3 separate regions of the Homo sapiens genome follow, and all the other regions are linked to region 2. A link is a contact called in ENCODE Hi-C or POLR2A ChIA-PET data. All regions are on one chromosome and are shown on one strand. The core of a region is the stretch at or near the end of the contact, and the rest is flanking DNA. Distances in the headings are between cores, read along the strand shown.

The links. A loop is a pair of places that touch in the nucleus more often than their neighbours do. ChIA-PET counts read pairs that join two places held with the same protein, here RNA polymerase II (POLR2A). Pooled maps may share reads with other maps.
Region 1: a loop to region 2 is called in a pooled map, with 11 times the contacts of the local background. The contact joins two enhancer-like sites. A Hi-C loop is called at or near these places in 3 of 37 single-sample maps with no recorded cell type and 9 of 50 pooled maps.
Region 3: a pooled map shows a loop between it and region 2 (5-fold over the local background). The contact joins two enhancer-like sites. A Hi-C loop is called at or near these places in 2 of 50 pooled maps. POLR2A ChIA-PET finds 5 or more read pairs at or near these places in 2 of 52 experiments (A673 and naive thymus-derived CD8-positive, alpha-beta T cell).

Annotation. Positions count from the first base shown.
Region 1 is chr1:8,096,156-8,098,855 of GRCh38, reverse strand. All of the region lies in intron 2 of ERRFI1-DT (ERRFI1 divergent transcript), which reads right to left. Among named protein-coding and RNA genes, the nearest start is that of ERRFI1-DT, 71 kb to the right of the region's middle. RefSeq lists enhancers at 1,561-1,610, 976-2,175. Within about 2 kb of position 1,360, at least 18 of the 41 ENCODE cell types and tissues checked have a DNase peak (open chromatin) inside an H3K27ac peak, as active enhancers do.
Region 2 is chr1:8,395,826-8,398,525 of GRCh38, reverse strand. All of the region lies in intron 12 of RERE (arginine-glutamic acid dipeptide repeats), which reads left to right. Among named protein-coding and RNA genes, the nearest start is that of RERE-AS1, 27 kb to the left of the region's middle. RefSeq lists an enhancer at 2,598-2,700. Within about 2 kb of position 1,350, at least 21 of the 41 ENCODE cell types and tissues checked have a DNase peak (open chromatin) inside an H3K27ac peak, as active enhancers do.
Region 3 is chr1:8,898,640-8,901,339 of GRCh38, reverse strand. No RefSeq gene overlaps it. Among named protein-coding and RNA genes, the nearest start is that of ENO1-AS1, 21 kb to the right of the region's middle. Within about 2 kb of position 1,264, at least 9 of the 41 ENCODE cell types and tissues checked have a DNase peak (open chromatin) inside an H3K27ac peak, as active enhancers do.

The DNA.
Region 1 (2,700 bases), core at 111-2,610, 300 kb after region 2:
CAGCTACTCTGGAGGCCGAGGCAGGAGAATTGCTTCAACCCAGGAGGTGGAGGTTTCAGTGAGCCAAGACCATGCCACTGCACTCCGGCCTGGGTGACAGAGAGAGACTCCATCTCAAAAAAAAAAAAAAAAAAAAGAAAAGAAAAGAACTGTGTTGCTTATTTTCCTAATTTGGGGGGATTTTTCAGAGATTTTTCTGTCCTTTGTTGTTGTTGTTTATTTGCTTAATTGTAGCTAAGTTCCAGATAGCAGGGAATTAGCAATAGTGACTGCAGTCCCTTGGCCAAAAGTTTCTCAGACACTTAAACTATTTACTTAGGTAACACATTTTTTTCATGGCTACTGCAAAGGTACATTTCAGACATATGTTTTGAATTAATTAAATCTCAAGATTAATGTTGAAATTTAATATTTAGTATTTTTACATTATATTAATGATTTTTAAGAACCATTGATTTTAAGTTAAACACTTGGGTTCTTGTGCTTTTTTAAATTTGCAGATTTCAGTTCTCATATTTAGATCATTAACTTTGAAACTAAAAATAAGATCTGAGTGGGTAAGCACAGAGGATTTTTAAGACGGTGAAACTATTCTGTATGATACTATAATGGTAGATAAGTGTTTTTATCCATTTGTCAAAATCCATAGAATGTACAACACCAAGAGTGAACTCTAATGTAAACTGTGGACTTCGGGTGATACTGATGTGCCAATGCGAGTTAATCAATTGCAGCAAATTTATCACTACGGTACAGCACACTGGCAGTGGGGAGTCTGTGCCTGCGTGGGCAGGGAGTATATGGGAACTCTCCATTCAATTTTGCTGTGAACCTAAAACTGCTCTAAAAAACAAAGCCTATTTTAAGAAGCAATAAGATCTCAGGCCTTTCAGAATGCCAGATTAATGTTTAAATGTTAAAAATGAAATACTCATTGCTGCTACTAAAATTACCTTAGTTTCTCTAATCCTCTAAGTTTTCAAGTGTGCCTTTTAAAAAAAACCCTTAAGCTTTAATAAGCTTTACCAGATGACAGTAAAATTACTTAGATTAAGCCTCCATGATTTTAGAAATGAAGCATTTTGAGGACTCAATCCAGTTCCTGGGAGATGAGTCAGCTAGTTAATTAATATGATCTTAAGGAAAAATGACCCGTCTTACTTCTCACTGACTGCATACCCTGCTGAGACTATATTAAGATTAGCATTACGAGTGCTGCACAGCTGCCTCTCCTATGAGTTCAACAGGAGCTTGGTAAATAATATCAGAACTGAGTCATTTATGGTTGAATGACACAGAATGAAAAATAAGTGCCTTTCAGGCAGTTCCTGTTGCCTAATATGGACTGAGAAGTAGACACTTTAACTAAAGAGCCCCACCTGTGCCCCAAATGAACCTTTCCCTATAAGGATGTTGATCTAATTTCCTGATCAAAAAAGGAATCCAAAAACGCTGTCAATGATCTGTCTGGGCCTGAACGAGGGCCTATTTTCTCTTCTCAAAGGCCTCGTGCATGGAAGTCTACCGAATTTCTTCCTTGAATAGTTGAGGGTGTTTTGTTGTAAAGATTTCCAGTTAAAGTGGCTCTTTCATCCTAGGGAGAGATCAGAATATCCAGCAGTCCTGCAGGTGGCTAGAGTTTATTGCATTGGGAAGCAGAAACAAGATAACTAAAAACAGAGAATCTGTATTTAAAACTTAGAAAACAGGACTGGTATTTTTATAAGATTTTTTTTTCATTACAACTATCCATTCTTCTGTGAATTAAAAGCCCAGGACACTGATGGCTCGTGGAATTGATGTCACTAGTCCCTAGGCCTTCTTACCTGATAGTAACAGTAAAATGGATATATAACATCGTTTTTCTTCATGGAGCAGAAAAAACTGAGGTTAAATGAAAGCTTTCAGGCGACTGAATTAAACTTGAAAAGCTATAAGGAAAGGGAGCCCTTTTCTAAGGAAGTGACAACAAATTCATAAACTGAATGACTCATAAACTGCTTTCAAATTGCAAAACTGATTATGAATCACTGAAGAAAAACGTAGTCTCACAAAATCTGGTTGTTTAGGAATCAAAAAAGGTAGCCTCTGCTGTTCATTGGCATATTGTCATTCACCATCCTGAAATAACCTTATGGTGAGTGATACTAAAATAGGTCAGTTTGTTAGAAATATTTGCTTAAAAGCCAGATTTGGCTCTAAATTTCTTTTGAATGAATCATAAGAATCTGGATGATAAAAAGAATTACGCTTAGAGAAATGTGCTAGAAACAGGCATTGGTTAAAGATATGGACGTTTCTTTTAGTAGAAACCTGTGTATTTCTGAATCCTTGAAAGAAGGATTGTGGTTGAATAACAATCTGATAAAGGATGAAGTGACCTTCACCATCCGGCCTGCCGATAAAGAGCGGGGAGATGTTCCAAAGTAATCCCACAAGGAGATTCATGATCTAAAAACCATTACCAATAGGTGGTATCTGTATTTCTCTGTTTAAGACTGGAAACTAACGGGTAACTCAAGAATGCTTCCAAGAAACGGTGGAGAATGTCCACTCAAAGATTTTAATCATTAACTTCAGAGCGACTCTAGGCTAACGCCCAGGTCCAGGAATAAGGGACAGAGGCCAATAGTAACACAGATTTTATATTTTTCAACTGGAAAGCTTGGAGATAGTACAGGTAGATACAAATAATATTGG
Region 2 (2,700 bases), core at 101-2,600:
CAAATAAATTGTAGAGATGGTCGTTGTTAATAGAAGAGGATCTTATTTTACACTGGGGCGGTCAAGACACACGTCAGGAAGAAGCTGAGACTTGAACTAGGCCTTGAGTGATGGGGAGATGGTGAGAACCAACCCTGAGCAAAGCACACAGGAGAGCAAAGCTATGGAGATTTCATCAGCCACACTCAGTACTAACCCCCTTGCCTGAGAGTCAAGACCTTTTATACTGTGGTCCAAATCAGCTTCTCCAAGCCCCTTCCCTACTGCTTTTCTTTCTGCACCTCTGGCCCTTGCCAAACACTCAGGCTTCCTGTCTGCCATTTCTTCCTGCAGTGTTCTGCCCAGAATGCCTGCCCTTCTGTTACTCCATGTGGAAATGCTCTACATTTTTAAACTTAATTTCCTTCATTAATCTTTCTCTAATCTGAGGAGGATATAACTCTGTCCTTTGAATACCCCTGTAGAACATCATGCCTCTCTTAGGGCCTTTCTCTGGCTCTGCATTGTCTTATGAAATTCTATCTTACACCTCCCTTTTTGGATTGAGCTCCTGAAGGCAAGGACTGTCTTACTCACATTATCTTCATCATGGTGCCTTGCACCTAGATGCTCAAGAAATATTTGTATGATTGAATTAAAGTTGAAAGTTGCAGTCAATCTTTTTGAAGATTATTCTGGCAACAGTGTGTATCAGAGAATAAAGAGCCTGAAATCAGAAAGTACAAATAGCAGAAGGTCTTGGGGGATGGTGCCCAGTAAGAACAGGAAAGATCAGAAGAGTCAGGAACTTACTGCATATGGGGGAGGAGGTAATAATGGTCTAAGGCGCGTGGATCCTCAAGGCTTAGAGAACTGAGAAGCCAGCAGGAAATAAAACTGTAGCACAGTTGGGTTATTGCCATTTTGGTGACAGTTTCATGTGTTTTTTTTTTTTTTTCCTGTGTGAGTGTGATTTTGCTCAACATGAGTTTGGTAACTGGGATCAGAAAGGTTTTGTTCCTTGGTACATTTTACAGAATGGTTGCTAAGCCAACAGAACTCAGAATTGAGTTCAAATCCCAGCTATCCCACTTATTCTCTGGGGGTTTGGGGTAAGTCTCTTAGATGCTGTAAAATTTAAGTTCCTCAGTAATGAAATGGGGGCACAAATAGAACCTCCCTCAGAGTCGTAGTGAAAGTCGAATAAGGCAGCAGTGATTGAGCTCTTATTATGCACTAGGCACTGTTCTAAGCACTTGAACTTACTTAACCTTCATAGCATCTCCATGAGGCAAGTGGTGGTGTTGCCATCACAATACGTGTGAAGAGAAAGGAGGCAGAGAGATTATGATGACTTGCCCAAAGAACACAGAGTTCACACTGAATTGGAACTGGAACTTGGGCAGTGTGGTTGCAGAGCACCCAGTCTTAGCTGCTGTGCTGTTTCTGACTCAGTATCTGTCACATAGTAAACATTCCATTAGAATCAGCTCCTGTTTCTCCTCCCAGGGAAGACACACAGTACATTTTGCCTGAGATAACTGTCTCACCAGATGTGTATACAGTCACGTGGTAGACTGGAAAGCACATTTGTGAGTGTTAGTTCTCATGGTCCTTTGAGTTTTCCCTTACCTTTAAAATGCAAAGATGCTGTTGAAAGTGAATAAACTGATACTGTGGAGAAAGCATGATATATCACAAAGAATGCCATTGTGGAAAAAGTTCACTTTGACTGCTTAATGAGGGGGAGGGGTCTCCTTTGGGGGATGATGAAAGCGTTTTGGAATTAGATCTGAGGGCTGCACGCATTGTAGATGTATTAACTGCCTCTGAATTGTAAACTTTAAAATGATTAATTTTATGTTATGTGAATTTTACCTCAATAACAATTTTTTTAAGTTAATTCGAGTTGGGTTTTACCTTTGGAAGTATAATTACAAAGCGGGCAATACTTCATGCTGTTAAAATTAAACTTGATTTATTAGACGGCTGACTGCTTCCGTTGTTATCCACAGCTGAAAAGGAGATGAAGATCCTGCTTGTAGCTGAGCAGTCTTTAGAAGTCTGCTGCATTCTTCCCAAATTCCATCACTCTAGTCAAGAGTAAGAGGATTTGATAATAGGGGACTGGTTTCCTCTCGGCTCTGTGATAACTGGGGACTGGTTCCAGGAGGGCAGGTACTTTGTATGTGAGTTTTCATGTACTTCACATTATGTCCATGTCACGTTCTTCAACTTGATCAGCCTTTGAATTTTGGCATGGACAACAAACTCCACATTGAATTCAGCTCTAGAAGCTGGGATTCAAATTTGACCCCAGAATGGACCCCAAGTGATAGCACAGCAGCCCTTCCCCCCTCCCACTTTCCTGATGGTAGAAACAGGATAATTAGCATAGGTTTTCAAGAGATGATCTCTGCTCAGTTGTTCTGTGCCTTCTCACTTGTCACTAAGGCTCTTAGCCCTGGCTTGAAGGCTTTTGCTAATATTTCTTGGGGAACAAAGTCTTTCTCTGGAATCCATTCAAGGTGGGTAGTTAATGGAATGGCTGTCCTTTAAGCACAGAGAGAGGGGTGGTGTCACCTATGCCTTACAGAGCAGAATAATAATAATAGAATTGGTCCTCGTTCGAGTGTTCCTTCTCAGATTTGTGCTCCCGTGTTCCTTGGGCACTCTCACTGGCTAATTCTCTGCAAACATCACAACTCAGGCATGGAACCT
Region 3 (2,700 bases), core at 15-2,514, 500 kb before region 2:
CAGAGGTTGCAGTCAGCTGAGATCCTGCCATTGCACTTCAGCCCGGGCGACAAGAGCAAAACTCTGTCTTAAAAATAAAATAAAATAAAATAAAATAAAATAAAATAAAATAAAATAAAATAAAATAAAATAAAAATTAGCCAGGCATGGTGGTGCACACCTGTAATCCCAGCTACTTGGGAGGCTAAGGCAGGAGAATTGCTTGAACCTGGGAGGCAGAAGTTGCAGTGAGCTGAGATGGTGTCATTGCACTCCAGCCTGGGTGACAAAGTGAGACTTTGTCTCAAAAAAAAAAAAAAAAAAAAAAGATAGATGAGGTCTGCAGGATTGATATCATGAGATACAGGTCATAAAGACCCTGCTGATAAAATAGGATGTGGTCAAGAAGTCAGCCCAGGACAGGTGCGGTGGCTCATGCCTGTAATCCCAGGACTTTGGGAGGCCAAGGCAGGCAGACCACAAGGTCAGGAGGTCGAGACCAGCCTGATCAACATGGTGAAACCCCGTCTCTACTAAATATACAAAAATTAGCTGGGTGTGGTGGCACGTGCCTGTATCCCAGCTACTCAGGAGGCTGAGGCAGGAGAATTACTTGAACCTGGGAGGTGGAGATTGCAGTGAGCTGAGACTGTGCCACTGCACTCCAGCCTGGGTGACAGAGTGAGACTCTGTCTCAAAAAAAAAAAAAGAACTCAGCCCAAACCAGCCAAAACCAAGATGGCAATGAAAGTGACCTCTGGTAGTCCTCCCTACTCAGTATACATTAATTATAATACATTAGCATGCTAAAAGACACTCTCATCAGCGCCATGACAGTTTACAAATGCCACAGCCACATCCAGAAGTTAGCCTATGTAGTCTATTCCTTTATTTATTTATTTTAGTTTAGTTTAGTTTATTGAGACAGGGTCTTGCTCTGTCACCCAGGCTGGAGTGCAGTGGCACAATCTTGGCTCACCACAACCTCTGCCTCCGGCTTCTCCTGCCTCAGCTGCCTGAGTAACTGGGAGTACAGGAGCACATCATCACGCCCAGCTAATTTTTGTATTTTTAGTAGAGACAGGATTTCTCCATGCTTGCCAGGCTGTCCTTGAACTCCTGACCTCAAGTGATCTGCCAGCCTTGGCCTTCCAAAGTGCTGAGATTACAGGCATGAGCCACCATGCCTGGCCCAGAAGTTTACCTATATAGTCTAAAAAGGGGAGGAACCCTCATTCTGGAAATCACCCACCCCTTTCCTGGAAACTCATGAATCACCTGCAACGGAAATTCAGTGATGAGTAACTCAGAGGAGCGGTTAGAACTTAGGGCTTATATAGAGGCCAGGCTCAGTGGCTCATGCCTGTAATCCCAGCACTTTGGGAGGCCAAGGCAGGCAGATCACCTGGGGCCAGGAGTTTGAGACAAACCTGAGCAACATGGTGAAACCCCATCTCTACTAAAAATACAAAAATTAGCCAGGCGTGGTGGTGGGCACCTGTAGTAATCACAGCAGCTACTCGGGAGGCTGAGGCACAAAAATCACTGGAACCGGGGAGGCAGAGGTTGCAGTGAGCCGAGATAGCACCACTGCACTCCAGCCTGGGCAGCAGAGTGAGACTCTGTCTCAAAAATAAAGCAAAAGACGGCCGGGCACGGTGGCTCATGCCTCTAATCCCAGTACTTCAGGAGGCCGAAACGGGTAGATCACCTGAGGTCAGGAGTTCTAGACCAGCCTGGCCAACATGGTGAAACCCCGCTTCTACTAAAAATACAAAAATTAGCCACGCGTGGTGGTGGGCACCTGTAATCCCAGCTACTTGAGGGGGCGAAGCAGGAGAATTGCTTGAATCCGGGAGACAGAGGTTGCAGTGAGCCAAGATGGCAACACTGCATTCCAGCCTGGGGGAGAAGAGCAAGACTTTGTCTCAAAAAATAAAAAAATAAAAAAAATAAGACACATGTGGAGGGAAAAAAGAAGAAAAGAGGCCAGGCACGGTGGCTCACACCTATAATCCCAGCACTTTGGGACGACCAGGAGGGAGGACTGCTTGAGACCAGGAGCTCGAGACCAGTGTAGGCAGCACAGTGAGACCCCTGTCTCTACAAAAAAAATTGGCAGGGCATGGCGGTGTGCCAGCTACTCAGGAGACTGAGGCAGGAGGATCTCTTGAGCCCAGGAGGTTGAGGCTGCAGTGAGCTATGATTGTGCCACTGAGACCCTGTCTCAAAGAAAAAAGAAATGTTGTGTCCGGAATTTATTCTTTCCGGTGGGTTCCTGGTCTCGCTGACTTCAAGAATGAAGCTGTGGACCCTTGCGGTGATTGTTACAGCTCTTAAAGATGGTTTGTCCAGAGTTTATTCCTTCAGATGTTCAGATGTGTCCGGAGTTTCTTCCTTCCGGTGGGTTCGTGGTCTCGCTGACTTCAGGAGTGAAGCCACAGACCTTCGCAGTGAGTGTTACAGCTCTTAAACGTGGCGCGTCCAGAATTGTTTGTTCCTCCCAGTGGGTTCGTGGTCTCGCTGACCTCAGGAATGAAGCCATAGACCCTTGCCGTGAGTGTTACAACTCATAAAGGTAGTGCAAACCCAGAGTGAGCAGCAGCAAGATTTATTGTGAAGAGCGAAAGAACAAAGCTTCCACAGCATGGAAGGGGACCCAAGCTGGTTGCCACTGCTGGCTTGGGTGGCCAGCTTTTATTCCCTTATTTGGCCCCGCCC